4 separate regions of the Mus musculus genome follow, and all the other regions are linked to region 4. The links are chromatin loops, found by intact Hi-C in ENCODE. Cell type or tissue: gastrocnemius. All regions are shown on one strand.

Region 1 (8,000 bases), 87 kb before region 4:
GTCTATAAGTCATCTCTGCCCCCACCCAGCTAGTGACCCTCTTGTCACCTGTGGCACGGCATCTCTCCTCTCAGGCCATGTCTGTGTATGCATTTAAGGAGCCAGGGGAAAAGGCTCAGCCATTCCCATCGCCATCCTACCTTCCGGACTGAAGGGCCACCAAGGAAGTCCGTCACATGTGACTAGTGCCGCTCCATTGAGCAGATAGGTACAATATGTTCTGCCCGTGGGTGGACCAAAAGGAGTGCTCACCACAGAGAAAGTCGGGACCTGATCACAAGCTCATTTAGGGGTTATATGAAGATCTTTGTGTCATAGCAAGAGTGACGTCCATAAAAGATGAAGGAGCGCCCAGAGCGTTGATACCTTAATTACTACTGTGGGCTCTGAACACGGAACAATGGCACTGGCTGTTGAGGTTGTGACCCTCAGCCAGCTGCCAAATAAGACTCAGAACTTGAACTTCGTGGCCATATTCTTTTTCACTGGCTGGACCCCACAAACACTTGCCATTGTACGCTAGTGTGACTGTTGTCTGTGAGAACTCTCTAGCTGTGGGGAATCTAAAAGCTGGCTGGTACTGGGAGGGGAACTAGGAGGAGCTGGGCTCAGGCAGAGCACTGGAGGAGAGATAAAGAGTTTCCCTGGAAGCCATACTATCTACCACATAAACAAAGCGGCCAGGGGGGAGAGGCCACAGCCAGGGGGAGAGGCCACGGCCTCTATGGAGATGGCGTTACTCAGGGATTCCATGGGCCCTTAAACCAAAGGTCAGGGTCCCAGAGAAATCTCCCCCACTCTCATGGAAGAGCCTCTGTCCAGGTGCAGACCCTCTTGGGAGCATCTGCTGAGCCTACTGGGGGCAGATGTTGTGAAACAGATGTCCCAGGGATTCTACAGCTAGAGCCTTGGCTAACCGATGTGAGCAGCAGCATCTGGGGGCTGCCAGGTCTGGGACAGGGACAGGGACAGGACATATAGATTGGGTCAACCTGCTCTCCACCCCAGATCTTTGTGTCAAAGTCTACCCATCCCTCAGCAAGGCATCATCTCCACGTACCACACAGAGACCTTGAGGCAGCTGCAGGTCAGCTCTCATATGAGGGGTGCCCATTTGTGATGGACAGGCAATGTGAGGAAGGTCCCGGAACTCTGGGTCACCTTTCTCAGGTATATTCAAGGTTCTCTGGATACCCATGTCCTCTCTCTGTCCTTCCTTTCCTGCCCTTGGCCCCACAGCCTCAGTGGAAGTGGCTGCAGGGCCAGATCTTCCGAGAGCATTTCTCTGAGGACGAGGAGGTGTTGCTAGCTATGAAGTATTGGCAGCAGGTGTCCCCGCTTATTCTCCATATCCCACAGGTGAGGTTGCGGATCTCCGATACCTGCACTCCCAGCTCCTAGCCTTGGGGGGCCCCTCCACCATCATCCTAGAGCTGTCTACATGGTGACCTGTGAGTTTCCCATCTCTGCTACAGCCATGCCTCAGGAGGCAGGTGAGAGCACTGGAGTTGGGAAACCAGATCTCCCCTGGTCACATGCTCACTGCTGTCTTATGGGAGCCTGGGAAGGCTGGGGTCCTCCTTAGCTGCCCTTGCCTCCAGGGGAGGCCCTGATGTTTTCCAGGGCCGGTGTGACCACAGCTCTCTGCCCTGACCACCTTGGGGAGAGCTGAGTGGTCTCTGCCTGTCTTGAGAAGGATGTGGCTTGCAACATAGAGGACAATGATGAATCCTAGGGACTGGCATCACGTCTGCCTGAGCCAGGCCAGCTGCCACTCTCACAGATCAGCTTCTCTAGGTGTAGGACAGATGCTGAACTAGACTTGCGGCCCTCTCCTGGCCTCCACCAAGGTAACTCTCTGCATTTGGTTCTCTGCAACTTCCAAGTCCAGCTTGGGTCTTTATCTTCACTGCAGCCTCTGACTGCTGTCTCCCGGCCTCTTTGCTGCACCCACCTTGGCTCTGCCTCTCCAGTCAGCTAAGTGGTAGGGCCTTAGGCAGGGCTGTGTGTGTGTGTGTGTGTGTGTGTGTGTATACCTCTGGAGACCTGCAGCTTTTGATCAGATGGCAGTACCTGGAGATTGTGACTCACTCTGCTTTGTCTATTTCCACTCAACTGTCCACTCCTCAGATGGCTTCCCTCTGACCTCCTAATCTCCACTACCCACCTCTCCACCTGTCCTCTGTACCCCAGATGTCCAGGGTTTTTCTTACTAAAAAGTACTGGAGGCATTACCTTATATAAACAGTTAATTTTATTATTGTTATGTCTCTTCTAGGACTGGGGACAAGAACCTAATAATATTCTTTGTTCAGTTTCTATATGCAGCCTGAGATGGACCAGGGGTGGGGGCCAAAGGCTGCTCTGGGCTGCTTGCTTGAGACCCCACAGCCTCCCGGACTTTTGAGATTTCTTTTGCATGGGAAAAAGCCAAGACCTGAAAATATGAGTTACTTGGGTCCCTGTGAAGGGTGGTGGTTTGAAGGGGAGTCTGGGGCAGCGCCGTGCTTTAGCCTTCTGGAAATCAGTTGGTACCTCCCCACTCCAGAGGAAGTCAGTTGAAAAGCAGAAGCCTAGAGTTATAAAGCAAATTATAAATCCCAGAGTGTTTTCTCAGAGGTGGCCCTTAGAGCTGTGGGCTGAGATGATGTCTCAACATCTGGATAAGAAAACTACCAAGTTGGGGTGCAAAAACTAGCATTGAGACCCTTGTGTAGAAAACGGTGAACCCGGAACTGATTGGGCTCAGGAAATCTATGGCAAGAGGGGTGTGAAAGTAACCAGCGGTGGGACCCTGGGGAGGAGCCTAGCGGGGGGCCCAGCGGAGGACCTGACCATCAGGACACCACCATGGCTGTCCCTACTAGCAGCAGCATGCTGACCAGCAGTTGCAAGGACAGCAGGACAGTGGCCTGGCCGGCGGCGTTGTTTGTGGTGGTGGCCTGGCCGGCCGCGTTGTTTGTGGTGGTGGCCTGGCCCGGGGTGATGACGGGGCTCTGGCCGGCAGGGGGCGCCAGGCCGCAGTCGGTGTAGGGCTCTAAGCAGCCTGCGAATGCCATGACGTGCGCGATGTAGTTCTGCTCCTGAACTCCGTGCACCAGGTGTGCCTGAGGGCCGCGCGCAAATATGGCCACGTCCTCCCCGCCGTGGGTCTCTGACGACAGGGGTACAGCCGCCTGCTGCTTGTAGTTGGGATCAACTAGGGAGACAGGGTGTTTAGGAGAGCAGCGTCCATCTGCCCTGGTCTCTGTCAGCACCTCAAGCTAGGCAATGATGTGGTACTTACCACTCTGAGCTTCGGTGACATTGGGCCGGTTGCCTGATTTCAGCTCATAACCTGGACCATTGCCATAGAGAATGGAGGTGTAGGATTTGTCATCTAGGGCTTTGAGTGGGGCCAGACCTGTATGGAAGAAGGCAGACATCTTTTCCTGATACTGACTACAGCTTTTGGAGTGCAGGTGAGTTCGTTTTGCTTGCTCAACGGTTATACTCTCTACAAGGCCATGTTGTGCCCTTTTGACAGATGAGTAAACAGAGGCCTAGCAATATCTGTCCCCATAGATCTGAAGCAACATCACCTGACACTGCCCCCTTGGATTACCAAAGATGGAGGTCCCCCTAAGTGTGTAGCCACCAAATGCGAAGACATGGGAGTGGTCAGCAGTGATGAGTATTAGCGTGTCCTTCTCATTGGTAAGCTGGCTGGCCTTTTCGATGGCAGAGTCGAACATGACAGCCTCAGTCAGTGCCAGGTAAGCTGTGCCCGCATGGTGGCCTTGGTCAATACGACCCCCTGCAGGAAGCCAGTGATGAGGGCGATGCTTGAGTTTGCACGGGACCCCTGCCCCCCTTCTCTTTTCTGCCAGGCACCACCACTCACCTTCTACAAAGAGGTAGAAGCCTTGTGGATTCCTGCTGAGCATGCGCACAGCCACCTCTGTCATCTCCGCCAGGGAAGGGTCTACTGAGGGGTTTCGGTTGGCATCATATTTCATTTCTGTTGGCTCAAAGAGGCCTAAGGGGCACAGGAATTCATGATGACAACCAAGTTCGGAGGCAGGGGGAGTGCTGATGGCGCACATACAGGCTCCCGTGGAGGCCCTCTGAGAGATTTGAGGGCAAAACTAAGGTATTACCCATGAGGTGAGTTACTGCTGGGTCCTGGGATGCCTGAATGAGCTCTGATCGGTTCCAAACATACCGGGCTCCCTGCAGGGACACAGTCAGTCTTAGCACATAGCCCTGAGAGGCACGGTGCCACCCTAGGCCCTGCCTTGGTCCCTTCGCTGGAACCCACATCACCTGATGCTTTGACAGCCACGTTTGCACCAGGTTCTGATCATCCAGCCTGGTTCCAGACTGGTTACTGTCACTTGGGTACTCAGGGTCTGGAGTCCCCTTGGGAAACATGAACTTTCGGCCTCCACCGAGGATCACCTTTGGTCAGAGGATCAACACAGGTAGACTTAGGGCTTTATGAGTTCCCTACCCTTCCTGAAAGACAGCCCCTATCTATGTCCCCACCATGTCTGTGGGTTATGCATCTCCTGGATGTTCCACACCCACCCCTTACATATGTAAACTGCAGGGGACTTGGAGTTCAGGCTGTTTATGCCTGGAACTATGGCCAGTCCAAGGTTCACCCTTTGTCCAACCCTCCAGCTGGTTCTTGGAGCTCACATCAATGTCCATGTTGGAGATGAGTTGAGTGGCGATGTCCTTGCAGCCGTCCTGCAGTGCAGAGGCAGGCATCTCTGCATCTGAGTACCAATTACGGTTCACCGTGTGTGCGTAGGTGCCGGCTGGAGAGGCATGCTGCACCCTGGTCGTGGTCACCACTCCCACAGACTTCCCTGCAGATGATAGAAGATCATCCAGTGACCCTGCCCTGCCATAGCACCCAGACCAGCACCAACCTACCTGCTTTCTTGGCACGGTACATCACTGAGAAGACCTCATTGCCAAATGTGGTGTTGCACTGGTCTAATCGAGCAGCTGCACTCAGGCCGATGGTCTTGTAGTTGGCCTTGACCCCACAGAGATAGGCGGTTGCTGTGCCTGCGCTGTCTGGGACCTGTCTGTCCACGTTGTATGTCTGGGGACAGAGACACTCTCAGCTCTGGTACTGGTAGACATTAGTCCCTGCTTCCTGAGACATGTCTACACTGTCCTGGTTGCAAACTTGGGCTCCAGTTCTTCTGGGTTCTTCCATCTCTTGTCCTCTCCAGCCCCTTTCCCGTCCTAGTGTGTTCCAGTGCTCACCTTGGACAGAGCCATGTATGGGAAGAGGTCCATGGCTAGGGGTGTCTCCGGTCCTAGATGGCCTTCCAACTGCCCCTTTAGGATCCTGGTGGCTGTCACTGTGGGTACCCCCATCCCTGAAGGAGCAGAACCTTGTCAGGACTGAACTCTGAGGCCTGTTAATACCCACCAGTGGCCCTGGGTACTTGGAGTACAAGGGCTGCAGGGTGGCCAGGCCTTGCTCACACACTCACCGTCTCCCAGGAAGATGATGAGGTTCTTAGCTGATGTCTGAATGGGCTGCAGCTTCTTGGCAGCATCCAGGGCTTCAGCTGCCTTCTTGTTCCAGAAGGCCGGGTTCTCCTCTTCAGCTGGACAAGAGGAAGCATAACCAGGTTAGTCCAGGTGGGGTGGTAGGTTAGTCCTTCTGTGGGAGTCAGAAAGGAACCTTCTTACCTGGGATGATACCAAAGGACAGATGGATCCTGAGACCCAAAAACAACAGCAGCACCCAGTCTCCCTGCATGGTTGGGGTTACTGATGGGCTGCCCGGCTAGGGAACCAAGGCACCAGCTCCTGCTTAGTCTGCCTGGGCTCAAATCAGAGATGGACTTTGTCCCTGGCTATAAAGGGTCCTTGTCCCTCCTCTAGATATAGTCACCCTGGCCCCACCCTTGCCCTGTGAACTGAAGTCTGGCTCTGGCTCTCAAGGTGTGGCTGGGCCAGGGGTCCTATGTCTCCTGCAGGTTGGGTGGGAGGCTGGGGGTAATGGATCCTGAAAGAGAAACTTGTGCTGTATGCTGCTGGAATCCCCCCCCCATTCACTACTGTCTTGTCAGGGATTTCTCACACTTCCTGAGAGCCAGCTGGAGGCAGGCTCTACTCAGGGTGCTTCAGAGAAAGTGAGATTCCAAGTACCCAGTCTAAGCCAGGCTTTGGTCTCATAGGTCCAGATACTCACTGTTAAGATGGAAGCACAGAGAGTGGCCTGAGTACACTACCCTACAACTGTCTGCTCACTAGCCTTGCCCAAAGCCATGGCACACTCAGGATGTGGCCCCAAAGTGACTGCTATAGGGACAAATAATATTTCTGGAACTACCAAGAGGGGGACCTAGAAGACATGGGTCTTCAGTTATCGGTGGTATACTGGGCCTACCCTGTAGATCTCAGGCTATGTGTTTTTCAGCCTGTGACTGGGGCAGCAGGCTGGGGTGGGACAGCTGTCTTGGGCCAGATGTGGCACTGGCTGGACTTTTCAGAGCTTATGTTGGTAAGATTAACCCCTGTTCACTCAGGTCAATGGGGCCCAAGGGTGAGTGTATTATCCACGGTCACTGGGCACACCCAAGCAGCTCTGATAAGAAAGCAGGTTCAAGTGTATTTCTACAATTTAGCAATCCCATGTCTGAGTGATAGCCAGCAGAACTGAAGCAGGGGCACCATGCCGTAGCATGTGCCCATAATCCCAGTGTTGGGCAGGGGAGGGGGAGGGGATGTGGAAGAAGGGACGAGAGAAACAATAAAAATGAACGTTGTTTGAAAACCTCTTTGTAAATGAATGAAAATTTAAGAGCAGGGTCCGTGGGGACTGGGGAGACAGCTCAGAGGTCATGAGTGTTGACTGTTCTTACAGAGAGCCCATGCCAGGTGACTCACAACTTCCTGTGTCACCAGCCCCAAGGGGACCTAATGTCTCTGGTCTCCATAGGCACCTGAATTCATTTGCACATACCACATACAGAAACAGAGATATTCACGTAATTAAAAATAAAATAAAATACTAATTAAAAATAATAATAAAAATAAATAAAAAGCAGGGTCTCAGACAGATAGACAGCTGGCATAAGACTAACAGCTGCAGCACTCTCAGTAGCCAGGAAAGGGGAGCAAAGGGCTACGGTTTGGATCTAGTTGATATGTGTCCCACGAAGGCCCAGATGTGGCTGAGCTGGGAGGAGGAGGAGTTTTTAACAGGTGAAGATCGTGAATGGTGGCTCGTTACTCTCAGCTGCTGCTCTCTAGAGAGATGACCGAAGTTCTCCTGGGACCCAGAAGGATGCTACTATTGTGAGTTGTAATGAAAGAATAAGACCAATGCTCCCTCCCATCACTAAGGGCGTCTTAGCACAGCACAGCAGAGCTGGGGCAGCAGGCTGGGCTGGGACAGCTCTCTTGGGCCAGATATGGCATTGGCTGGATTTTTCAGAGTGACCCTCAGGCTTATGTAGGTAAGCCCGACCCCTGTTCCCTCAGGCAGAGAGATGGGGCCGAAGGGTGAGTGGATTATCCACGGGGCCAGTGCCAGCTCTTGATCTTCCGAATACTTGAGCTAAGTAGCTCCCTTCTTGTTACCACTTGCAGCTATTATCTTAAGTCGATGGAAGACTCATGTTTTACTGAGCATTTTTGATGGCTGAATAGCCAAGCCAAGCATGCTCCATATACACAGTAGGTCTCATCTTCCTTAAAAGGAAGGAAACCTATCCGAATACATTATATACATGTATGAAAATGTCATAATGGAGCCCATTGTAATGCATAATTAACATGTCAACAAAAACAAACAGAAACAGCACCAGAAAGAGAGAAAGGTGCATTGTGCACAGCTATGATCCAGTGCTCATGAGAGTAAGGCAGAAGTCAGGTGGGTTGTGGGTTATGCACCGCCCCCCTTAGAATAATGCACCTAGCAACCTCAGAACCCCCTTGAAAGCCCCACCTGTGTCAGGCTGTGCATACTCCCATCGTTGAAC
Region 2 (8,000 bases), 540 kb before region 4:
GTTAGGAAGATGGCAGCCCAGGTGGACATGGCAGGCTCAACGCTAGTGGAGGGGCCAACAGAGCGTGTAGCTTCACAGTGGCTTCCCGTGCCATTCCTACTTTCTGTGCCTGTCACCCTGGCTAGTGATGCAGGACATGTCACTTCTGGCTCCCAGATCAGTGATGGCTGACTCTGGCATTTGAGAGTCAAGGGTCCCACAGAGGGAAATGTTTAAGAGTAAAGGGTGAGGACTTCAACATGCGTCCACAGTGTAGGGGTCAGGTGAATAGAAGGCTGGCTAATAATTGTTTGCATACATTTAAATTTTAATTAAAATTAATTAATTTTAATTAGCTAATTAATGTGTGTGTAAGAGCGAGAGAAAATGGATGGGGGTGGTGGTCAGAGGACAACACACAGGACTTGGTTTTCCCACTTCACCATGTTAGTCTGGGCAATTGAACTGTAGTGTGGTTTGGTTTATGTCCTAGCCATCTCACTGGTGCTGTATATGTACATGTATACACATGCAAAACACACACACACACACACACACACACACACACACATATATTGAGCTGAGTGTGGCAGCATATGTCTGTAGTCAGCGCTCAGGAGGTAGAGGCAGGAGAATCAGATGTCATGGTCTCCATTTTTGAAACTGGTCAGTGATAGTTAAATGTTGTTAATTTGACCAGATCTAGAATCACCTAGCATTTCTTTGAGGGATCATCTAGACTGTGCTAATGTGGGTGACCTGGGGTTCTAGACCTGGGGAGACTTTGAGCTGAGCACCAATGTTCACCCATCTCCACTTCCTTATTGTGGCTGCAATATGACCAGATATCTGTTCCAGCTGCTATGCCTCCCCTGATCCCCTTCAAACTGTGGGTCAAATGAGACCCTCCTCCTTTAAGCTGCTTGTGGTAAGGGATTTAGTCACAACCACGAGAAAAGTAACTGATACCTTAGGCTAAACAAGACCCTGTCTCAAAAAGACAAAAAGAATCTGATAAAATAGTCACTTTTAGATGTAGGTACTAATTACTGGCTCAAGTAATTAGACCTTTCCCTATTTGAATACAAGCAAACAGGAGCTCAGTGGGTGGGTGTTGGTTTGGGTGGGTCTCTACCCTTGGACTTAATGAACTCCGCCTGGTTTCCCATTCCAGCCCAGAGGGGTTCCAAGTCCTGCCCATCATTACTGACGTCTGACAGGGTTTGCCCTTCACATAGCTTCTGGGTGTGGACCACTCTTTAATCAAGGTCAGGGAGTGAGACTCAGGCCTGCCCTTTATCCACCCAGGCAGGTGATGGTATTTACATCCCAGCAAACTCAGCTCTCCAGGTTGACTGCCAGATGTGTCCTATATTAACCTCACACTTCTTCCTTGGCTGCCTTGGGTGACTCTTGGCCTTGGACATCTTGTCTTTCCCTCCCTGGCTCCCCAATTTCCCCTGTCCTCAACCCCAATCTCTTTGGAGTAAGGTGAAAGCTTAGGCAGCTTTGTTGGATGACTGCCCCCTTCCATGACAACCCATTGGTATCTGCTTTTAGGTATCAAAAAAACCCAGGACAAATGACTAACTGAGGTGACTATAAACATATCAACGTGGACACTGCCCACCAGGCTCTCGGCAGCACAAGAACCTGTTAGAATCATCATGGCTGGCATATCCCCTCCCCTCCCCTCCCCTGCCCTCCCCTCCCCTCCCCTCCCTTCCCCCAGGCTCTCTGATTCTGACAGAACCCAGCCATCTTGGCTGTACATCCTCTTGGTTCTCTTGGTTTCCCTGTCTCTCTTTGCTCCCTTTCTGTTCTCTTTCTCTCTTGCTTCCCCCAACCTGCCTCATAGCCCGGTTCAGTGTGCTGGCCCTGTTCTGTCTGGAACATTCCAGATGTCTAGCTGTGCAGTCCCTCACATCTACGATAAATCTCCCTTCAGCCACATCTCTGAGCAGTCATGTCCTTATTTCTCATTCACATGCCACCTATGTTCTCAAATCTCACATTTTCCAAGTGATTTTCTCCACAAAGACAGCCACCCTTCCGAGAGAGTCCTTACCTCCTGCTGAGGCAGTAACACCAACCTCCCTTCCCTTTCATCAGCATCAAATTTTTGAAAAAGTCTGACTACACAGGGTCAAGTTAGTTTTTTCTAGTTGTTTATTTAACTGGCACTGATAATATTCAAAGACATTTCCCACATGTCCCTAGGGATGTAGTTGGAGGTTTGCTGGTGATGTCAGAGGTCAAAAGGCTCACACCCTGATCCTCAATGGTAAAACAGGGTCCACACCCAGTAGAGGCAGAAGAGCAAACCACATTAGACACTGCAGAAATCTCAGGGAGTGATTTGTATGGAAAGGGGTATATTCATAGATTCTAGAATCAGGACACAGACTTCTGGGAGCTAATCTGCCTCCAAGTCATGGGTGCTGGGTGACTCTGGTACATTGCTGGGGAGTGCAAGGCTGTTCATAACCACGCTAGTCAACGGCATTGTAGACTCAGATCTTGCAGGGGACCTGTGATCAATTGTCCCAGTTATGAATGTTACTAGAATCTAGATGTTAAAAGTTTCTAGTGCAATACACACACACACACACACACACACACACACACACACACACACACACACACACAAAGTTTCTAGTAGGCTGGCGAGATGGCTCAGCGAGTAAGAGCACTGACTGCTCTTCCGAAGGTCCTGAGTTCAAATACCAGCAACCATATGGTGGCTCACAACCACCCGTAATGAGATCTGACACCCTCTTCTGTTGCGTCTTAAGATAGCTACAGTGTACTTATTTATAATAATAAATAAATCTTTGGGCCGGAGCGAGCAGGGTTGACCAGAGCTAGCAGAGATCCTAAATTCAATTCCCAACAACCACATGAAGGCTCACAACCATCTGTACAGCTACAGTGTGCTCATATACATAAAATAAACAAATAAATTTAAAAAATGTTTCTAGGCTCCATAGTGTCTCAGGAGGCCCCATAGCTGTGGGACCTTGCTTGAAGGAGAGGCTGTGGGTTTCCAGGCTACCCAGTGTCAGCATCTGTCTGTTGACACGTTTCCCAGGGTTCTGTGAGGGTTATGAGCCCCTGGGTTATGGTGAGGTGTCTGTAGACGAAGCTCACATGCATGAGCGGAACTTGCCCTGAGTGAAGAGCTAGGTCCCATGGATAGGACAGCTTGACAAAGATGTCCAAAGCCCAACTTCCTGTCAGGGAGCAGACTGTGCCTTTGCTATAACAAAACACCCGAGTCCATATAATTCATGAAGAACAAAATTTACACAATTTTGAAAGTCAGAAGTCTCCGGTCGACTATGGTAGGTTTATTATAATGACGAAGTCCTGTCTCTGTTTATCACCACGACAGAGACCATCTCTGAGGTGGTGCTTTGATCATCATATCCTTTAGAAGAGAAGAAATCTGTATCCTCAAAGGAAGCCCAAACTTTCTGTGGAAGCCCCTTTAGAACGGTATCATTCTATTCATGCGAGTAGAGTTCTCATAGCCTGAATGCTACCAAAGGTCCCACTTCCTAAAACATAAAGTTTGGGTGACACACTCAGACACAGCAGGCCAGAAGCCTCCAAGTCGCTGTTGAGGTGAAGCAAGTGATTGCTCATTGATTTTTCCAACATGCAGTTTGGTGCCAGGATAGACATCAGTGCCTGTCTACATCACTGAATTTGATGACTGATTCCAAGAGTCATTTTAGTAATGGCAGCAACAGAGTCTCCTAGGAACTTTTTTCTTTTTGTTCCTAGGAATTTATTTTAGAAATTCTCTCAGGCCTACCTCAGACTGCCCAGATTAGAAACTGGGGGCGGGACCCAACAAATTGGTTTAAAAGCAAATCTGAATGTTATATGTGTGCTAGCTAGAGAACCAGATTGGAATCTTTGAAATTACACGCAGTCCTGCCACCTCACCACCAGAGGGCGCCATCAGGCTATGGTTCACCTGTCATTGCCTGCTCTCAGGTTCCTTCAAGGCTGTCCTGCCTGCCACAGGTATCAGGACTGCTAATGTCTGAGGGATGACAAGCTGGCAAATGACTGTGCCATACCGCTGGTCTAGTTCTTGCTCAACCGTAGAACCGATGTGTTTCTTTGGTGGTAGAACCTACTTGGCAGCTCTTGGTTTTGTTTGGAATAGGGAAAAAAAAAAAGGGAAAACAAAATTACAAAACCCACTGGGATAAGAAATAGACATGGTGTCCTACTTGAAGTCAGGGTTCTGTGAAAGGTGGGGTGGTTTCCCTGTGTCCTTTGTTTTCCGACAGCCCCTGCTTCCCTCCACTGTGGGCAGGGTCCCCTGCTCTGAGAGCCTGGCTGCCCTTAGAGACTCTTCCCTTCCTCTGCCCCTTTCCTCCTTCCAAACACTTCCTCTTTAAAATTCAAATAAGGGGGCTGGTGAGATGGCTCAGTGGGTAAGAGCACCCAACTGCTCTTCCGAAGGTCAGGAGTTCAAATCCCAGCAACCACATGGTGGCTCACAACCATCCGTAATGAGATCTGACTCCCTCTTCTGGAGTGTCTGAGGACAGCTACAGTGTACTTACATATAATAAATAATAAATAAATCTAAAAAAATAAAATAAAATGATTTAAAAAAAATTCAAATAAGGTATAATTAACATCCAATAAGTGTACCCACGAGACAAACGTGGACACCACCCCATTGACTTACTTTAAAAATCAGTATGGCTTTTATTATACTGAATTTATAATCTTTGTCTCGTGTGATAGGCAAGATTATTCAGGTAAATAAGCCATCGTTATAACAGCAGGAGACATTGTAAATATCTCACATAATAGTGAAGACAAAATATTTTCCAATATTATGCAAAGAAATATTGGTCAGACTCTACCTGCAATCAGTGTATCAGCTCCCAGCAGCAACGCCTGCCGCAGTTAGCTTTGCACTGGGTGCTTAATGACAAGTACTTTGACCTAATAAAAATTTAAAATACATGCTCAGTGCTAGTCACAGAATTCTTGGTGTCGCTGAATTTTGCAGTTCTTATGGCTGACTACTGCAGGCTGTGGTATGTTGGGTATATTGGGGTCAGCCAGGCAGTGTGGTGCTATGCACAGTTCTAGCCCCAGCAATGGCCAGGTTGCAAGTGTTTACAGCTAGGAGGACAAGGATGTCTACAGGCATGGCTGGCAGGTATGAGGAAGCAGGTTTGGGAAGCAGGTCGGAATTATAGATTTCTTCCTTCCTGCTTGAATACTGCATTGGGTTATTGTTTTAGTACACAAAGACTGGAGTGTGTCTCCAGATGTGCATTCTAGGCAGGACAGCTCAATTGGTAAATTGCTTGTCTCTCAAGCATGAGGGTCCCTGTAATCTCAGGGCTGGAGAGGTGGAGACAGGGGGATTTGTGGGGCTTGCTGGTCAGTCAGTCTGGCTAAACTGAGGAAAGAGTCAGAGTGGGAAGAGGGAGGGGGGAGAAGGAGAAGGGAGGGGGAGATGGATGGAGAGGGATAGAGGGGGAGGGAGAGGGGGAGAAGAGAGAGAGAGGGAGGGGGAGGGGAAGAGGGAGGGGAGAGAGGAAGAGGGAGAGGGAAGGGGAGGAGAGAGGGGAAGGAGAGAGGGGAAGGAGAAGGACAAGGACAGGGAGAGGGAGAGAGGGAGGGGAGGGGGAGATGGATGGAGAGGGATAGAGGGAGAGGGAGAGGGGGAGAAGAGAGAGAGGGGGAGGGGGAGGGGAAGAGGGAGGGGAGAGAGGAAGAGGGAGAGGGAAGGGGAGGAGAGAGGGGAAGGAGAGAGGGGAAGGAGAAGGACAAGGACAGGGAGAGGGAGAGAGGGAGGGGAGGGGGAGAGAGGGAGAGGGGAGAGTGGAGAGGGAGGAGAGGGGAGGAGAGGGGGGAGAGGGGAGAGGGGAGAGGGGGAGGGGGAAGGAGAGGGGGAGAGGTATCCCCCTCTCTTTCCTGTACCTGAGTTCTCTTGTCTGAGACACTCAGACCCAAGAAGGCATTTGCAGAACCCTGCCAGGGACCTCCATGATTGCACAGGTCATTCTTTCTACCCACAGGATTTTGTGGGGGGATTTTTTTAGGAGTATTATGAAAGGTCAGATTAAGTTTTTAGAACTGACTAAAAATCACATCCATTAAATTCTATGTTTGTTTAGGTTAATGCACTGTTATTGAAGCGCTGGCTGTAACCACAGTGCTTTATTTACTCAACAAGCATTTATTGAGTATTTAAAATGTCCTGGGGCCTAGATGCTAGACATTCATTGTGAACAAGTCAAAATCTTGCCTTCTGGCACTTCCACAAACTGGCACAGAGCACAGTAAGACAGAGAGAGCAACGGGAAACCAGGGCCACAGACAGTGACAGCCTCTAGATGGCGTGGCTCAGGTCTGAGAGATGGGCATTTGACTAAGATGTCAATGGAACATGTTGGTAGATTAGTCTATGGCCAGACACTCGAGAGGGCACTTTAAGGAAAAAATGAGGTCTATCTATCTATCCACAGACTCTCACAGACCCACAGATGACCTTGAACTCTTGATCCTTTTGGCCTTGCCTCCCAAGAGCTAGGATTTCAGGCTTACCCACCACACCGATTGAAAACGATTTATTTAACTCACAGTTTCAGGGACCGACCACCCAGGATCAGCGGGCCTCCACTGTTCAGCCTCTTGTGGGGAACTCTGTGGCTGTGACATTGCGGAGCAGTGGTGGAGAAGGGGAGACTGCACGTGGAAGGGCCAAGTGCACGCCTGGGGTTGCCTCACCTTCTGACAGCTTGCTGCCTTCAGAATGAGAGAGAAACACGAACCCCTCTGAGAGCAATAGCCTCTAAGACCCAGTCACCTTCCTGTACCATACGCAGGTTCCACCACCTCCTACTCTGTCACACAGGGGACCCTCCCAGGATATTTGCCCTTGGGGATACTCTTGAATCATCTCCAAGATAGCAGTAAGTGACTGTCTCCGAGGAAACAGCTGCCCAGGCAGGGAATCCACAGACAAATGCAAAGGCCCTAGGTGAGAGGGGTCACGGTAGGTCAGAGGGGTCACACCTATGGGGAGCAACACTGGAAGAAAGGAGAAGCACCAGGTTGCTGTTGCTGGGAAACAGATGGACTAGGCCCGAGCAGAGGAAGGCCAAGCTCTGCTCAGGCCTGGCATGCCTTGGGAGGCAGGGTGGACAGCACTGACGGTTCGCATTAGACGGAGGGAGCGAGTAGAGGAGATGGCTTCAGGTTTTCTTCTGTAGACTCAGATGCAGGACACCCAGGGCTTGTAATCTGTGAGAGAGCAGAGCTTCATACTCCTGACCTCAGCACACTTTGCTTACTGACTGTGCCAACTGAGAAGACCCGTTAGGGTGGCTGCTCCCCCTGCAGCCCTCTGACCGACGGGCCATCCTGTCCCACGATGGATAAGAAGCTGCAGCTCACATGTGGGGTATATGCTCCACTGTGCAGTCCCCAAGTGTTGGTCTTGAGAGCAAAAGGTCAGAGACAGTCTCATCACAGGAAAGGGACAGAGCAGCAGCATGGCTGGGAGGCAGAGAATGCCACACAGCAGGGCGGTCAGCCCAGGGGACATAGAGGAGCCTTAAAACCTTGGTACAGACAATGGCAGGGGGTGAGGGGGCACTTCTGTTGTTTCTGCACAGGAAGGAGCACACACAGAGGAAGCCAGAGCGGCCCTTCGTTCCCAGCTCTTGCCTCTCCTTTTCTTTTTCCTGAAAAAAAAAAAAAAAAGACTTACTATGTAGCTCAGGCTGGCCTCAAACTCACAGAAATCCTCCTGCCTTAGCTTCACCAGTGCTGAAATTACAACTATGCACCGCTCTACCCAGCTGCAGCCTCTTTCTTTATACATAAACCTCCTCACCTGATACCCTGACAGTTCTTGTTGCTGAGGCCATCTCTAGGGACCTAGTCACTTTGGATTCAGTTGCTGGTAAGAGAATGTGGCTTTTTGTCCCTTCTGTCAGCCTCTGCTGTAGTCACTCCAGGACTCTGAC
Region 3 (8,000 bases), 570 kb before region 4:
GAGGTCAGAAGTATACCATAATGCCATGGGCTAGAATTGGATGCTTAACAGTGTATTCTGGGCAAATCTTGAGCCTGGGTTTAGAAATCCAGAATGTCTCTAAATAGGAGTCTGTGATGTGGCTAGGCCCACAGAGATGACTCTGAAAGGTCAACAGACCAGTGAGGTGGCTCAGCAGGTCAAAACACTTGCTACCAATTCAGACAGCCTAAATTCTATCCTGAGACCCACAGGATAGAAGGAGAGAACCAATTCTCACAGTGTCCTCTGATCTCCATATGCACACAGTGGTGCATGTGTGTCGTTCCCCCCCCCCCGACCGCACAGAGTAAAAAAAAGGAAAGGCCAAGACTACATGCTGGAGAGAGAAATGAATCCACAGAGGTATCCAAGATCCCTTTGCTGGAAATCACTTCTCATGGCCCCAGACTGATGGCAGAGCATTGTGTGTGACTGTGTTTTTATCTCATCTAGATGTGAGTGACTCCTCACACACGTCCATTTACCCATCTGCTCTCTACCAGCCTGGCCAGAGCTCCTGGCAAGGGACTTGCTGGTACTACTTAGTGTACCATGACAGGCCTGATGACCTGCTGGGCTGTGGTGATACCAAGTACTTCTAAGTACTAAGTGACTTCTTGCTGTCTTAGTCGGTGATAAGACTTCACAACCAAAGAAACTTGGGGAAGAAAGAGTTTTTCTTCAGCTTACACTTCCGTAGCACTGTTCATTGCTGCAGGAAACTAGGACAGGAACTCAAACAAGGCAGGAACGTGGAGACAGGAGATGATGCAAAGATCCTCCTGCTTATTGGCTAGCTTCCTCTGCCTTGCTCAGCCTGCTTTCTTACAGAATCCAGGATCTTCAGCCAGGGATGGGACCACCCACAATGGGCAGTGACCTCCTCCATCAATTAATAGCATGTCCTACAGCTTCTGGAACCATCTTCTCAGTTGTTTGCTCCTTCAGAGGACTTTCTCTTTTTTTTTTTTCGGTATAGAATTGAGTTTATTTAGGGCATGGGGAGGGGAGTTAAGAGAGTAGTAGAGGCAGAGAAAGGCAGAGAGGAGAAGAGAGTAGAGGAGTAGAGGTCGGCCATGGCCACGTGGAGAGAGGGGGAGCAAGGGGGAAAGAAGCAGCAGAGAGGAAAGAGGCAAGAGAGTAAGAGCCAGAGGACTCTTGTTTATGAGTCAAGTTGATGTAAGACCAGCCAGCATACCTACTTCATAGCTTTGTCACCCAAATATACCTCCTAGCCATGGTAGCCATGTTCTGCCTTATTTATTTATTTATTTATTTATTTATTTATTTATTATGTGCACAGTGTTCTACCTGTGTATATGCCTGCATACCAGAAGAGGGCACCAGATCTCATTACAGAAGATTGTGAGCCACCATGTGATTGCTGGGAATTGAACTCAGGACCTTTGGAAGAGCAGTTAGTGTTCTCAACCTCTTAGCCATCTCTCCAGCCCTCATCTTTAAAGCCCAGGTTCTTCTTTTTCCGTGTCTATTGCAGAACTTATCTGCACTGGAATTTGCTGGCTGCCCCTCTTGAGTTGTCTGCCGCTCCTCTATAGTCTGCATTTGCTACGCAGTGTCAGCGGATGGAGAAGCTCTATTAGACTATAGGAGATGGTGTCTTCCTTCATGGGGACCCACGATGTCCAGCTGCCTATCCTTGTGCTCGTGGTGTCCTTGGTGCCCACCACAGCGTTGAGAGCAGCAACGTGGTGCTCAGTAGGTTTCCATTGTTCCATGCTGCAGATTCGATTGCACCTTGATTTTGTCATTGAGTCAGTGGGCCTCAGGAAAACAGACCAAGAGTGTTGACCAGATGGTCGTCGCATTAGGTTGCATTAGTAAGGCCGCATGGATCTTCTACAAATAATGGAAGGAACCTCAGCTGCCACTGCCAGTGATGACATCTGAGTCTTGTCGTTTCTTTTTCATTAGTTTGCTGGAATTCCGTATCTGTAGATATTCCTTTCCTTCTGCTGTGAGTTTGTGCAGTGTTGCAGGAGCAGGGTAACCACGTCCTGTGAGGACACTGTAGCTGTGCAGATGGTTGTGAGCCTTCATGTGGTTGTTGGGAATTGAATTCTAGGACCTCTGCTTGCTCCGGTCAAACCCACTTATTCCGGTCAGCCCCGCTCGCTCAGGCCCAAAGATTTATTTATTATTATATGTAAGTACACTGTAGCTGTCTTTTAGACACACCAGAAGAGGACATCAGATCTCATTACGGGTGGTTGTGAGCCACCACGTGGTTGCTAGGATTTGAACTTAGGATCCCTCAGAAGAGCAGTCAGTGCTCTTATCCACTGAACCATCTTGCCATGGACAATTTAAAAACAGCAAACTGGTTCACTACATACATTTTCTGTATTAGAATAACAGTTATAATTAATTGTATAATACATTTAAATTATTTAGTGGATTTATATGTATTATAATTGTTACTATGGTTAAAGCTTAAATTGTCCTAGCTGGGCCACTGGGAGTTTTTTGGGTTCTCTCCTGAGTTATTTGGACATGGACCCAGTTGGGTATGATGGCTCTGTCCTGCCATACAGGCCCAGATATCCTAGGCTCCTTTAGAATTGTTTGTTCAGACTTGCAGGCTTGGGATACGGCCCAGTGGATGTGTCTGGCATGCAAGCATGATGAACTGAATTTGGATTTCAGGGACCCAGGTAGAGCCATGTCTGCCACCCCAGTGCCCCTATGGTGAGATGGATGCAGAGACTGGAGAATCCCAGGAAGCTCACTAGTTAGCCTAGGGTATGAGAGGCCCACACTCTAGGTTGTCTCTTACTTCTGCACACACATGTATCATGCTACATGCACGTCTACGTTTCCATAAGCATACACATCATACACATAAGATTTTAAAATAAAGAAAAAGCAGACATACAGTAATAGACATCTCATGAGTTCACACTGTAATTTTTCAGTTCAAATTTTAGTATTATGGATTTTTTTTGAGACAGTCTTACTCTGTAGCCTAGGCTAGCCTCACACTGTGGTTGGTGATCTTTCTTAGCTTCCTGTATGCTGGGATTAGAGGCATGCATCACCGTATCTGAATAACACTATCATTTACTTTAATCCTTTAAACATTACATCTCTATTTCTTTTCTTCTGTCAAGAATCCTGCTCTTGAAGACACAGGGTAGTAATGACAGTGCATTTACATTCAGGTGACAGAGTACCAGTCCTACTGCTGCTCCATCAGAGCAGTTCCCTGTTGCAGCCCTCCTGGCCCGTTCTTACCTTTGAAGCCTCGCTCTTTGGCAGGTCCCTGCGTGTTTACTGTTCTCTAACACTTAATGTCACTATGGTTTTGGCTGAGGCTGAGGCTTGTCTGTAACACATTCTTCAGGAAGAGTTCACAGAAACAGTATTCTGAGTCCTGAGACACAGTTAGCACTTTGTATGAAAGTTCATTTTCCTAGGTATCAATTATTTGATTTATATTTAACTCCCCATATTGATTAGTCTTAGTTTAATTAATTAATTTATTGTTTGAAACAGTTTAATTGTGTCATTTTGAACAACCTGGAACTCACTGTGTAGACTAGATTGTGTAGTCTACCTGCCTTTGCCTCCTGAGTGCTGGGGTTAAAGGCATGTGGCACCATGCCTGCACAGATCAGACTGTCCCTTGGCCATGTCGGTGGAGAACTAGTGATATCTGTGGGAGGGCCCAGCCTGCTGTGGCCAGTGCCATCCCTGGGCAGGTGGTCCTGGGCTCTGTAAGAGCGTGATCCAGAGAGCAAGCCTGTACGCCATGTTACACCGTGGATCATGCCTCGGTTCCTCTGAGTTCCTGTGCTGACTTCCCTTACCTGAAGTGTAAGCCACCTAAATCCTTTCTCTCCCAGCTTGCTTTTGGTCACGTTGTTTATCTAAAACACAGAGCAGTGACTACACTCCCTAGGCATGCTTCACTGATTTCTAATGCTGCAAAGCAACGCTGCTCAAGACCAGAGCTCATCCACTTTGAAGATACTTGCTATTTCTCCTCTTGATTCCTCAAGAATTTTCACCCAGTGCTACACAGTAAATTTCTTAAAACATATCTTGATGTTCTCATTTTGGGTCATTTTCTCAGGCATTACTATATTCAGTATAGCTCCAAGTATGTTGTTCAGTCAAGACCTAGTCATTTGCCTGCAGGCCTGATATTCAGGTGTCAGTAGAGGGCGCTGTAGGAACATGGAAATGGACAGATTTGCTCTATAACAGTGGTTTTCAACCTTCCTAATGCCTCAACCCTTTAATACGATTCTTCATGTTGTGGTGACTCCCAACCATAAAATTATTTTCACTGCTATTTCATAACTGTATTTTTGCTTTGGTTATGAATCGTAATGTAAATATCGATTTAAAATGTGTTTTCTGATGGTCTTAGGTGACCCCTGTGAAAAGGTTGTTCAACCTTCAAATGGGTTGCGACACTCAGGTTGAGAGTTGCGGCTATAGAAGTAGAGTTCCTGCAGTATGCCCCTTTGGCTGTGCCTGGTAGCCAGCTAGCCTCTCATGTCACGTGAAGAGCTGCTTTTAGCAAACCTCCAGCCAACTTCACCATCTAATGAGTGGTGGTCTGAGTCTGCTTCAAGGTGTCGGTCTTAATCCTGGAGCACGGAGACTGTTTCTTAGGCTCGGTCTCAGCCACAGATGCAGAGGTGTCTCCATTTACCTGCTGCTCTTCCTGTAATTTTCAGAGGTCTTCTCTTTCTAGCCATTCCCTATCACTTCAGTCCGTTAGGGTGAGCAATTCATTGCAATAAGTTTCCCCTTTCATGTTGCTTTGTGATTTCTCTCTCCTGAATGGATCCTGAGAAATGTGTAATAGTCTCCCCATGTGTCTGTGTCTGCATGTGTGTGGAGGTGCATATGGAGACCAGACGACAACCTCTAGTGTTCCTCAGGAAACCTATCCTCAGCTGCCTTGGGATTACAAGCATACACTCCATACCTACATTTGTGTGTTTGTGCTCATGTGTGTGGGTGCATGTACATATGTGTGTGTGTGGAGGCCAGAGGTTGATCTCAGGTGTCTTTATCATTTGCTTCTACAACATATTTATTATTATTGAAATTTGTGTGTGTGTGTGTGTGTGTGTGTGTGTGTGTGTGCATGCCATGGGGCACTTGTGGAGATCAGAGGATGACCTGCAGAAATCCATTCTCTCCCGCCATCGTGTAGATTCCAGGTCTCAAACTCAGGCTGTTGGGCTTGGCTGTAAGAGCTCTTACCTACTGAGCCTCCTCAATCGTCCCATAGCTTATTTCTTGGGGACATGATCTCTCACTGAACCTGGAGCTCACTGGTTGGCTAGGTTGGGCGTCTAACAAGCCTCTTGGATCCTCTTCCCTGTGCCCCTCAGCCCTGTGATTACAGGCTAAAGGGAACTATATATGCCCTCAGCCCTCAGCCACACACCCCCTTTTTTGACATAAGTTCTCATATTAGCTCAGGCTGGTCGGTCTCAAACTTATTATGAAGTTAAAGATAACCTTCGACTCCTGATCCTCCTGCCTCTCTACTTCCCAAGGCCTAGAACTATATGTCTGTCAGGTAATGGTTTGTTTTTACAGTGTTAGAATATGAATCTCAGGTCTCATGCATGCTAGGCAACTGGCCTATCACTGAGCAATATCCCCAGCCTGATTTTTGGTAGTACTGGCATGGAGCCTATAGCCTGGCACCTGCTAGATAGGTGCTCGCCACTGAGCCACACCCCAGCCTTCTTGTTCTTGATTTGAAAAAAAAAATGATACCGTGATCTTTATCTTATAGACATTTAGAATGAGATATGAATTTATATTCCTCATTTTTAAAAATATAAAATCAGTTTTGTTCAATTTTAGAAGTAGATGGTTGGGGACACTTTTCTAACTTTATAATCCTTCTCCTGTTTCCATGTAGTGTCAAACAAAACAAAACAAAACACTCTACCGTGACATACTATAGTATTAACAAAAAATTCAAACTGTCATAAGATCACATTCAATACACTTGCATTTTACACATATTTAAATGAATTTAAATTTAAAATTTAATTTAATTTAAACTTAAATTAAGAAATATAACAACAAAATTATAGTCCTTAGAGTTAGGTATGGTGGTACATGTCTTTTATCCCAGCATTTGGGAAGCAGAGACCAGCAAAATTCTTGAGTTTCAGCCTAGTCTACATAATGAGACCCCCATCTCAAAAATAAAATATCACATTGCTTAGAAATAAAACTGAAGGGCTGGAGAGTTGGCTCAGCAATGAAAAGCATTGGCTGTTTTTCCAGAAGACCCAAGTTTCATTCCCAGCACCTAAATGGTGGCTCACAATAACCTCTAACTCCAGTCCCAGGGGGAATCTGATGCCCTCTTTTGGCTTCCATGGATACTGCATGCGTAAGATACATGAACATATGCTGGCAAGATACCCATATACCTAAAATATAAATAAGAAGAAAAATATTTGAAAAAGAAATGGGACAGAATTATAAATCATAATATATATATATATATATATAGAATATTGCCAAATTTTAAAGATTTGAATGAGTAGAAAGGTGTCTATTGATCACTGATGGGACAGTTTAATGTTATTAAAATAATGGTAATTCCTAAACTATTGATTCAGTACAAATCCTGCCAGAATTCTGATCGTCTTCTATGCAGACATTGACAGGCTGACCATGAAGATCATTTGGAAAACCAAAGAGCCTAATACAGCTAAAACAATCTTGGGAATAAGAAGACATATGGAAGACTTCTGCTTCTGGGTTCTAAGACACTCAGTGTGATAGTGGTGTAAGGTGATGTCATCACTGTGTTCCTCACAGTGGTGACAAGAATAACCAGAGAGAACAACTGAGGGGATCAGTTTTGTTTAGTTTCAGGGCTTGCAGCTCCTCCTCAGCTCATTTGATTCTGAGCCTGTGGTGAGGCAGATCATCGTGTGGAAGAAGAGTCTGTTTGCTCGTGGCAGACAAGCAGAGCAAAGGGACTGGAGCTTGTTCAGTTCATCACCGTCAAAGATGTCCTACTGGCGCTGCTTCCGATTATGTGCACTTTCTAAAATTTTCAGAACCTCTCCAATGGCTCTACCATCTGGGGACCAAGCATTCAAGACACAAGCCTATGGGGACATTATCTATTCAAGCCGTAACTTTCTACTTTGCCTTCCCCCACAAACTCATGAACATCCCATACTGCAAACACATTTGGTATATTTCAAGAGGCCCAACCTTAATGGGTCCCAACCTTGCCCAGTCTTAACCTTGTCCAAATCCTAAGTTTCTTCTGAGGGTAAAGGCAGACTCTTCACTGTAAACCCCTGTAAAATAAAAAGCATGTATTCCCAAGCTACAGCAGCACAGGGTGGTAAGCATGGAAATCTCCCAGAGTGTGGTTGAGACCCAGAGAGCCAGTACTGACTTCTTTTCCTCCATGTCTAGGTTCACATGTCATGGCCAGCTCCAACAGGTAGTATAGGCAGCCATTTATAACCGACATGGCTCTCTCTTGGGCCACTTTGTGACTCAATTGCATATTCCTGGCATCTTCAAACATGCTGCAGACTCCATTTCATCTTTGACATTACCTCAGAGCTTCATTCATAGCCTCCTCAGGAGATTTTGCAAGGACTTCAACCTAGTGTTATGGGGTCTCCCAGATTTTTTGAAAAACTCACCTGGAACCCCCCTTGACCCCATGCTTTTTCACTGTAAGACCAGTATTACATGGACCTGAGATCAGCACATCAACGCTGCTGCCAGAGGAACTGGGGAAGCCCTGGCCTCATAGACTGTGAATTGCTTTTTCTGCGACTGACCAGAATTTGGTAAAACAGTCCATAAACAGGTTGTCGGAGGAGACTGGAATGGGGCAAGGACCTCTGATGAATGTTCAGCTAATGACATGAGTCAGCACAGATTCACATACTGGGCCAGCTTTCTCCAAGGGTCGAGGACTACAGAGGCCCTCC
Region 4 (8,000 bases):
CCTCCCTCCAAAAGTGCCTGTCCCAGCAGAGCAGTGGACTCCCCAGGGTGGCAGAAACAGATGGGGATCCCCCCTCCCAGCCCCTGCCCACCAGTCTCCCTCTGCCTGGCCCCCAGCCCAACGGTCAGTTCTCCAGCCCCATCTCAGCCCCTTTGAAGCAACCGCAGGAACAAGGGCCGCTTTCACAGAAGTGGGGAGACGCAGAGTGGGACGATGAGACTTCAAAGGTGAGGGTCCAGCCCACTACCTCATTCCCTCCCCCAGTCCTGGCTGCCCTCCCACGCACACACACCCCTCTGTCCTCTATATAGCTCCAGGGCATCGTTTCCCTGAGGGCTCCCAGGAGGTGAGGGCCAGGTGAGGTGCGGACCATTAGAAGTGAGTAGTTTAGTGTAAGACAACGGGATCAGATGGTTTGAGGGACACAAAGTCTGTGGGCAGGAAGAATCACAGGAGAGGGTAGAGTCCAGGAATAAAGAGGACAGGGTCTCCCGCCTTGGCCCCAGGTCACCATGCCGCTGGCTATGTTGTTGCTGCTGCTGCTGCTACTGTCCCCAGACTCCCAAACTGCCCATGGGCATCCACTGTACACGCGCCTGTCCCCCGGCGCCCTGCAAGGTGAGCCGGGCTGGTCCGAGGGAACCACGGGAGGTGGGAGGGGCATAGGGAAAGTGAGGTCAAGGGAGGACAAGGGAAATGAGCTTATCTCTCACACTTAGGAGGGCCTGTGGTCCTTCTGCCCACCTTCTGCTGGAAGGAGGAGCCTGGAACTGGGATATAGGAAGGGAGGGTAGACAGCCTCACCCAGGAAGCAGAGACAGCAACACTGCCAAGGGGTTCCAGAGATAACGGTGTTAGAAGACCCGGGGCAGCATGCCTTGGGCCCAAAGATGGATACCTTAACCATATTACCTGGATGTCGGTGGGCAGTGGTTTTCCTCTGAAATCTTTAAGAAAGGAGCTTTTCAGAGATTCCTTCCCAATTGTAGCACCATCTGCCCTGAGGGCTGGCCCTTGGGGCCTGACCTCTCTCCCCATCTCTACATCCCTGGTAGTCTAAGAGTTCACCACGCTTCTCTGGGACTCCCCAGACAAGGTTCAGGAAGACTTAGACTGAGTGGGGCTCTCTGCCAAGGGAATGTGACTTTGTGTCCCATGTCCCTCCCCCTCCCAGTTTTATCTGCCCAGGGGACTCAGGCATTGCAGGCTGCCCAGAGGAGTGCCCAGTGGGCCATAAAGCGCGTGTTGATGGAGATCCAGCACAGACTACATGAATGCCAAGGTTGTACCAGAAGTGCTACCCCACCCAGCAGACTCACATTGGTACAGGGGACTCCTCCTTTTGTCCATGTCCAGCCCTTATTTTTAGGTTCCATCGTCCTTGGGGTCAGATTCTTTTTGAAGGTCCAAGTGGAAGGGGTATGCCAAACTTGAGACACAGCAGGGAGGAGGGGAGAGTGTGGGCTCAGGTGGTCACAGTTCATGGCTGCTCAAATAGTTCCATGTGCTAGAAGGCGGGCCAAGTGGAGAGTGGTTGAAAGATGAGGCCCAGCCCCCCCCCCCAATAAAGCGAAAGATCCGCAAGAGGGCGCAGCGAGGCTCAAAGGATTGTTTCTCAGTAGGACCTGGACGCCCTAGACCTCAAGCCCCCCTCCTCCAGGACCCACCGGAGCCAGGTGAAACTAAAAGACTCCAAGGGCTGAAAGCGAGGTGGGCCTCAACGTGAAGATAACTAAAACTTTTGCTTCATGACGCCGTTTCTGCCATTCTAGTACAATGTGGAGAAAGACATCAAGGCGTTGCCAACACGACCCGGGCTCACGGCCGCATAGTCGGTGGCAGCACGGCTCCCTCGGGGGCCTGGCCTTGGCTAGTGAGGCTGCAACTTGGAGGGTTGCCTCTGTGCGGGGGTGTCCTGGTAGCAGCATCCTGGGTGCTCACGGCTGCACATTGCTTCGCCGGGTACGTCGTCGAGATTCCAGGCACCTGCTCAGCAGGGCCACCCAATCCGATGGGAGTCTAAGCACCCATGGGCCAAAGCAGAGCAGAGCAGGTCTCTGCTGCCCCCTAGCGGAAGCTAGCTCCCAACCTCGGGCCTTAAAATGCCGGTTGCGGGTGGGGGTGGGGGTGGGGGTGAGGGATCCCAGGGTAGGAGAACATCACACTGAATTTTCCCACTGCAGGGAATCTGCACCTTCCCGGTCTCCCTCTCTTTCCCTTGGGTCACAACAGCCACACTTACAGGCTCACTGGATGGTGTGGGTGCATGAGGGTCTGGGCCTCTGAGGGGGCCTCACGCCACCCTCTGTCCCTGATTGGTGTCACCCACTACTTGCGCTGCAGTGCCTCGAATGAGCTTCTGTGGACTGTGATGCTCGCCGAGGGGCCTCAGGGGGAGCAAGCGGAAGAAGTGCAGGTGAACCGCATCTTGCCCCACCCTAAGGTGAGAAGACACGCCCTGAGTCCTCAGAGCTGGGAATAGCATCCCAAACCCTCTTCCTTGACCTTGAACCGCCACCTGCTCTCTAGTTTGACCCGCAGACTTTTCACAATGACCTGGCCTTGGTACAGTTGTGGACGCCTGTGAGCCCAGAGGGGCCTGCGCGCCCCATTTGCCTTCCCCAGGGTTCTCGGGAGCCTCCTGCCGGCACCCCCTGCGCCATTGCAGGCTGGGGGGCTCTCTTCGAAGGTATTGCCAGTTAGGGCCTGGATAAGCTAGCTGCAAGGGGTAGTGAAGAACCAATGGGGGCGGGGCTAGGGGTGGTGGAAGTAAGCTGAAGAGGTGGGGTTTGGAGAGACTAGAATGATGCTCCATCGCATAAACCACGAGGAATTAAAGAGGGCAAGTGAGAGGGGATCTCGAGGCGCAGCCTCTGCCTTCCAAACCCAGACCCCTTACATTCTTTCCTGTAGACGGGCCTGAGTCTGAGGCAGTGAGGGAGGCCCGCGTTCCGCTGCTCAGTGCAGACACCTGTCAAAAGGTCCTGGGGCCTGGGCTGCGGCCCAGCACCATGCTCTGCGCTGGTTACCTGGCAGGGGGCATCGACTCATGCCAGGTATGAGCTAAAACTGACAGGGGGCCCTGGGTGCGTCTCTCCCCTTGGCAAGATAACCCTGTTCTCTCTGGGTCTAGCTGAAAGCTCCTACCTACCGCTAAATCTTCCTAAATAAAATGGAAACAAGTAGTAATCACAGACGCAGCCAGAGCCAATCCTTCCCTACCAGGTACTAGGCAGATATAATTCGATCGATTGTGAATGCATTGCTCTCTGTTGGCTCTGGTCCCTTAGGGTGACTCCGGGGGCCCTTTAACCTGTTCCGAGCCCGGCCCGCGCCCCAGAGAGGTCCTCTTTGGAGTCACTTCTTGGGGAGATGGCTGTGGGGAACCAGGGAAGCCTGGGGTCTACACCCGTGTGACCGTGTTCAAAGACTGGCTGCAGGAGCAGATGAGCGGTGAGCATCCCCTAGCTAATGGTACCTCGGATAGGTCTGGGCAAGCCGGTTTCCATCCCGCTACTCGGGTCTCTGTGGAGGAGCTGCGGATGAGTGACTTGTAGATCCACATACAAGGGGTGATCTGGCATCTGCTTGCAGCGGGCCCCTCCACTCGCGAGCCTAGCTGCAGAGAACTTCTAAATTGGAACGCTCGGGAAGAGGAGCCGTTCACGGACGCCCCGGGCCTCTGTGCCTTCTATGCGCGCCAGTGCCTAGGGTCCGAGAGCTCCTGTGCGCGCCTAGCGCTCCAACAGTGTCTGCAGCGCAGGCGACGGTGCGGTCAGTCCTGTTTACCCCTGCCAGGGTGGGGGAGGAGGAGTAGGGGTGGGAGGTTGGAGGGTGGGGGTGGGAGATGGGGTGCGAGCCCCACCATTCGGTGGGCCCCTTACACCTCTAAACCGCTCGCAGAGCTACGGTCACTGGCGCACACCCTGCTTGGTCTGCTGCGGGGCGCCCAGGAGCTGCTCGGCCCCCGGCCAGGATTGCGGCGTGGAGTCTCCGCGCCCGCTCGCTCCGCGCCGTCGCTCCAGGAGCTTCCCGGTCACAATCCCCGAGAACAGCGGTTATACTCAGGTATCCTGAGTGCCCCCAGCCAGGCCTAGGCCCCAGAGTCTCGGAATCATGTAACCTCTCCGAGGCGTGCCCACTAACTTCCTGTGGTCTCCTCCAGGATCGCGAATTGCGGGAACCTGGCTCCAGAAACCAAAGCCGGAGCGGCGCCCGGAAACAAAGGGTAATGTCGCCCCCTACCGGCCTGCTGGAGAGGAGCGGCCAAGAGGCTGTTTCTAGAGAGAAGCTGGGATTGTCTGCTAGAAAATTCCAAATGACAACAGAGAAAACCGGCGCTCACTCCCTCTCTTCCAGGAAAACAGATTCCTTTTTAGGGAGACATGTGGCACTAAGTCCTTGATGGTGTCAGAGGCACACAGCCTTGCATGATCACGAAACCTCTGCCAGCCTCAGTTTCCCCATCTAGAGCACACAGTTCTCTCATAGTCTGGGGATCTCCCCTTCTTGCAGGCTGCCCTGGGCTGGAGCCTCTGCAACAGAAGTTAGCGGCTATTCAGCGAGCGCATGCTTGGATCCTACAGATCCCAGCTGAGCACTTGGCCATGAACTTTCATGAGGTAGGTCCCCAGGCTGCCCAGGCTCCTTCACAGTGGCCTGTGAAAGCTGACCTGACTGGAGCTCAGTAGAAGGAAGAGACAGGGGGATCCAGCCTTTCCGGGGCGGAGTGGGGGTGAGGGTGAGCTGGAATAACAGGTGGCTATGAAGATGGGAGGTAGAGAGGTAAGAGTGGAAGGGCTCATTAGAGCATTCGCCTGATCTGGAAATTAGATGGATTTCTGGGAGATGAAGGGGCAGGGCAAGGCTCTAAGTAGCTTCCAAAGCTCCAGGAGGCAAGAGCAACCCTCAGGTCAGAAACCCTCAGGAGTGGTTTTTTGGGTCCTAACCTCCTCCCTCTGCAGGTGCTGGCAGATCTGGGCTCCAAGACACTGACAGGACTCTTCAGAGCTTGGGTGAGGGCCGGTTTGGGGGACCAGCGTGTGGTCTTCAGTGGCCTAGTGGGCTTGGAACCTTCCACACTGGCTCATAGTCTCCCCCGGCTACTAGTGCAGGCCCTGAAGGCCTTCCGCTCAGCTTCCCTGACAGAAGGAGAGCCCCAGGCACCCTGGATAGGTGCTGATCAAGGACAGAGGCTGGGAAAGGAGCGCCAGGGCCAACTCCAGCCTCCTGTTCCCTGAACCAGGCAACCCTGTGATGGTCACACTGTCCTGGGGGCTAAAGCGGTTGTGTGAGACATACAAAGTCTCTCTATTCCAGTTGATCTTGGATGTGTGGATAGAGTGGGGATCCTGGATCTCACTCATCTTCTTCAATGTGTCACCAGACACGCATGGCTGCTTTAATAAATGTTATTTATACTCTACATAAAATCTGGAGCTTTCTTGGGATGGGAAGGGGCTGGCATTAGATGGGAGTAGGGCAGGGGCCAACCTCGAAGAGCAGTTAACAGAGACCACAAAGGAGCTGGAAGGAGCCAGAAGTGGTGGCTTGTGCTCGCCGTGCTAGCATTCTGGAGACTGAAGCAGGATTGCACTGAGTTTGAATGTGAGCTACATAGTAAGCTCTAGGCTAGCCTGAGCTACAAAATAAGAGCACCCCTTACCCCCCACACACACACACACACAAAGATACGAAACCAGGGCCTGGAAGAGATAGCTCAGTGGGTAAAGTTCTTGATGCATATGGATCTGAGTTCAAGACCTCAGAACCCAGGTAAAAGCCACAGGGGCAGAGTACACCTGTAAACCACAGCCCTAGCTAAGGAGCATGGCAGTGAGGAGCAGACAGACCTCGGGCGTTCACTGGCCACTCTAGCTGCTCCAGGCGAGGTCCAGGTTCAGCGAAGAGGCCCTGTCTTGAAAAATAAGGTGGAGGAGATCAGCTGGATTTCAGCAGCAGCAGCAGCTCCAGAGCCTCAGTCCTTCTGTGGCTTTCCGTGTCCCCCTCTCCCTTTCAAAACCGTAGCTTCTGGTATGGCTACCTCAAGGTGATCGGTGACGTGCAAGTGATTTAGTACGCAAGTCAACCGCGCCAAGGGGAGCAAAGAGAGAAGCTGTGCTTCTCTGCCTGAGTGAGGACCCGGACACCATCCTGGAGCAGAGCAGAAAGATTCAGCAGGCGACATGGCCCAAACCTATGACAAGACCCTGCCAGACCAGGCTGCCACTCTGCCCTCAATGATGCAACCTATGAGACCAATGACAGCAAGAAGGATGCCCTGAGGTTCATCTCTTGGGTCTCTAAGAGAGCCCCTGCACCCTCACATATGAGCAAAATGATCAATGTCTGCTCCAAAGACACCATCAGGAAGCTGACAAGGTCCAGCATGAAGTACAAAGAGCTCAGCCACCACTGCACCTTGGCAGACAATGGTGACAGTATTGTCCTCTCCCTGGAAGCAAGCAAGCCTTTATGAGGCCACCTCCAAACTTCTGCTTAGAACAAAGAATAGGCTCAGACTTGCCAGTGCATGCTGCAGTCGGCTCCTCTCTTGTCAGACCCTATGGGCATCCCTTCACCCCATTGCTAGTCTCCCCGACATCTAGATGGCCTCCTCCCTCCATGCCTGACGGTTCTGGCTTTCTGATTCCTATTAGATAGAAGCAGATCACGGTGCCCAGGCACCTTTGAGGGTTGTATTCTCTTAAGCATACTCTTAGTGCCATCTATCCCGACCACTGACTTCTAGCCACAGTCATTACAACGGACAGGCCTGACTCTGTGTGGAAACGACCCTCCTTGCCCCAGTGGATCCCCTTTTCTTTCCCTTTGGTTTTGGCTACTCATAGATGCAGGAACGGTGAGGAGACTTCAGTTCAAATTAAAGAAAGAAAAGAAATGGGCCAGTAAGGTGGCTTAGCAAATAAAGGTACCTGCTGCCGAGCCATGTGAAAGGAAAAAAAAATTTAACTCCTTCAAGTTTCCTCTGACTTCCACACATGCCACAAACTGCGCAGAAACACACTGAGTGGATGGGTGGATGGATGGATGGATGGATGGATTTTATTTATTTACTTATTTATTTATTTATAAATCTTTGGGGTTTTTTGGAGACATGGCTTCTCTGTGTAACAACCTGGCAGTCCTGGAACTCATTCTGTAGACCAGGCTGGCCTTGAACTCAGAGATCCTTCCTCTCTTCCCAAGTGCTGGGATTAAAAGCATACACTGCCACACCCAGCTTAGAGGTAATATTTTTAAAGATGGGGGAAAAAATACACAAGTACAGGTGGAGCACTAGCAAGATGGCTCAACAGGTAACAGTTGCCTGCTGTACAAGAAGTTTCACCTCAGAACCCTCTGTAGAAAGAGAGAAGCAATTGTGACAGGTGTACACACACACACACACACACACACACACACACACACACAGAGGATTCGCCCCCCACCCTCTGCCACCCTACCCCACCAGGCCCCACCCTACCAACAATCTGTGACAATCCCTGCCTGGGATCTTTTCGTTCTGCCCTTGGCTCCTGCCCTAACTGGCAAACCCCACCCCCTCATCACCAGCTTTCAAGTATCAGATTGCGTTTCCGGCCTCTTCTTTCCAAACCCCTAAACCACCAGCACCTGTCCCCTTGCTTGCCTCATTCCACAGCCAACAGGCTGAAGGGAAGACAAACCCTAGTCAGTCAGAGGTGGGGGATGGCAGGGCCTGTGCTCACACTGGGGCTGCTGGCTGCCCTTGTTGTGTGTGGTAAGGATGACATAACCCCCTTCCTGGGGGCCTTCTATGCCCACCTGGGCCACCGCCTCCCTAACATTATACCTAATTCCCACTCCCACTCTGCCCTTTCTAACCCTAGGCATCCCACCCTCAGGGAGCAGCTGGCTTTCCTCTGCTCTGCCCAGCCCAGGGCTGCCCCAGCAGGAGCACAGGGAAGGCTCCTTCCTAGGTCCAAACACCAGCACCCTACCCCTCTCCCCAGCCCTCC

What was found. Hi-C counts contacts between places; a loop is a spot of excess contacts. Peaks named below come from ENCODE experiments on the same cell type or tissue, not always from the same donor. Only the 100,000 strongest peaks of a DNase experiment are listed, where the experiment ranks them.
Region 1: it touches region 4 in a loop (7-fold over the local background); 23 of 42 quality-filtered maps call a loop at or near these places.
Region 2: it touches region 4 in a loop (2.7-fold over the local background); 11 of 42 quality-filtered maps call a loop at or near these places.
Region 3: a loop joins it to region 4, with 4 times the contacts of the local background. A loop is called at or near these places in 19 of 42 quality-filtered maps.

The regions. Positions count from the first base shown.
Region 1 is chr1:87,095,766-87,103,765 of GRCm38, forward strand. Alpi (alkaline phosphatase, intestinal) reads right to left here and starts at 5,841. Exons shown (of 11, transcript NM_001081082.2): 1 at 5,701-5,841; 2 at 5,499-5,615; 3 at 5,266-5,381; 4 at 4,924-5,098; 5 at 4,684-4,856; 6 at 4,306-4,440; 7 at 4,140-4,212; 8 at 3,884-4,018; 9 at 3,605-3,796; 10 at 3,287-3,403; 11 at 2,237-3,199. The coding sequence starts at 5,770. The coding sequence ends at 2,838. It overlaps Gm29371 (a long non-coding RNA gene), which reads left to right. Exons shown (of 4, transcript XR_003947910.1): 2 at 1-208; 3 at 1,360-1,493; 4 at 1,624-2,246. It also overlaps a transcript of Alppl2 not described here. In gastrocnemius, a CTCF peak has its summit at 3,012 (motif pointing right); a DNase peak (open chromatin) is centred at 3,003.
Region 2 is chr1:86,646,511-86,654,510 of GRCm38, forward strand. No RefSeq gene overlaps it. Among named protein-coding and RNA genes, the nearest start is that of Nppc, 20 kb to the right of the region's middle. In gastrocnemius, CTCF peaks have their summits at 3,931 (motif pointing right) and 6,356 (motif pointing right); DNase peaks (open chromatin) are centred at 3,953 and 6,347.
Region 3 is chr1:86,614,448-86,622,447 of GRCm38, forward strand. No RefSeq gene overlaps it. Among named protein-coding and RNA genes, the nearest start is that of Gm41908, 8.6 kb to the right of the region's middle. In gastrocnemius, a CTCF peak has its summit at 4,196 (motif pointing right); a DNase peak (open chromatin) is centred at 4,206.
Region 4 is chr1:87,182,981-87,190,980 of GRCm38, forward strand. Prss56 (protease, serine 56) reads left to right here and starts at 334. Exons shown (of 13, transcript NM_027084.2): 1 at 334-618; 2 at 1,175-1,282; 3 at 1,623-1,676; 4 at 1,773-1,962; 5 at 2,344-2,443; 6 at 2,530-2,689; 7 at 2,914-3,056; 8 at 3,291-3,453; 9 at 3,595-3,774; 10 at 3,904-4,068; 11 at 4,166-4,228; 12 at 4,516-4,622; 13 at 4,965-5,425. The coding sequence starts at 513. The coding sequence ends at 5,240. It overlaps Chrnd (cholinergic receptor, nicotinic, delta polypeptide), which reads left to right and starts at 7,617. Exons shown (of 12, transcript NM_021600.3): 1 at 7,617-7,762; 2 at 7,995-8,000. The coding sequence starts at 7,711. In gastrocnemius, CTCF peaks have their summits at 2,064 (motif pointing left), 2,268 and 4,260 (motif pointing left); DNase peaks (open chromatin) are centred at 131, 1,607, 2,010 and 4,221; H3K4me3 peaks cover 1,200 bases; H3K27ac peaks cover 222 bases.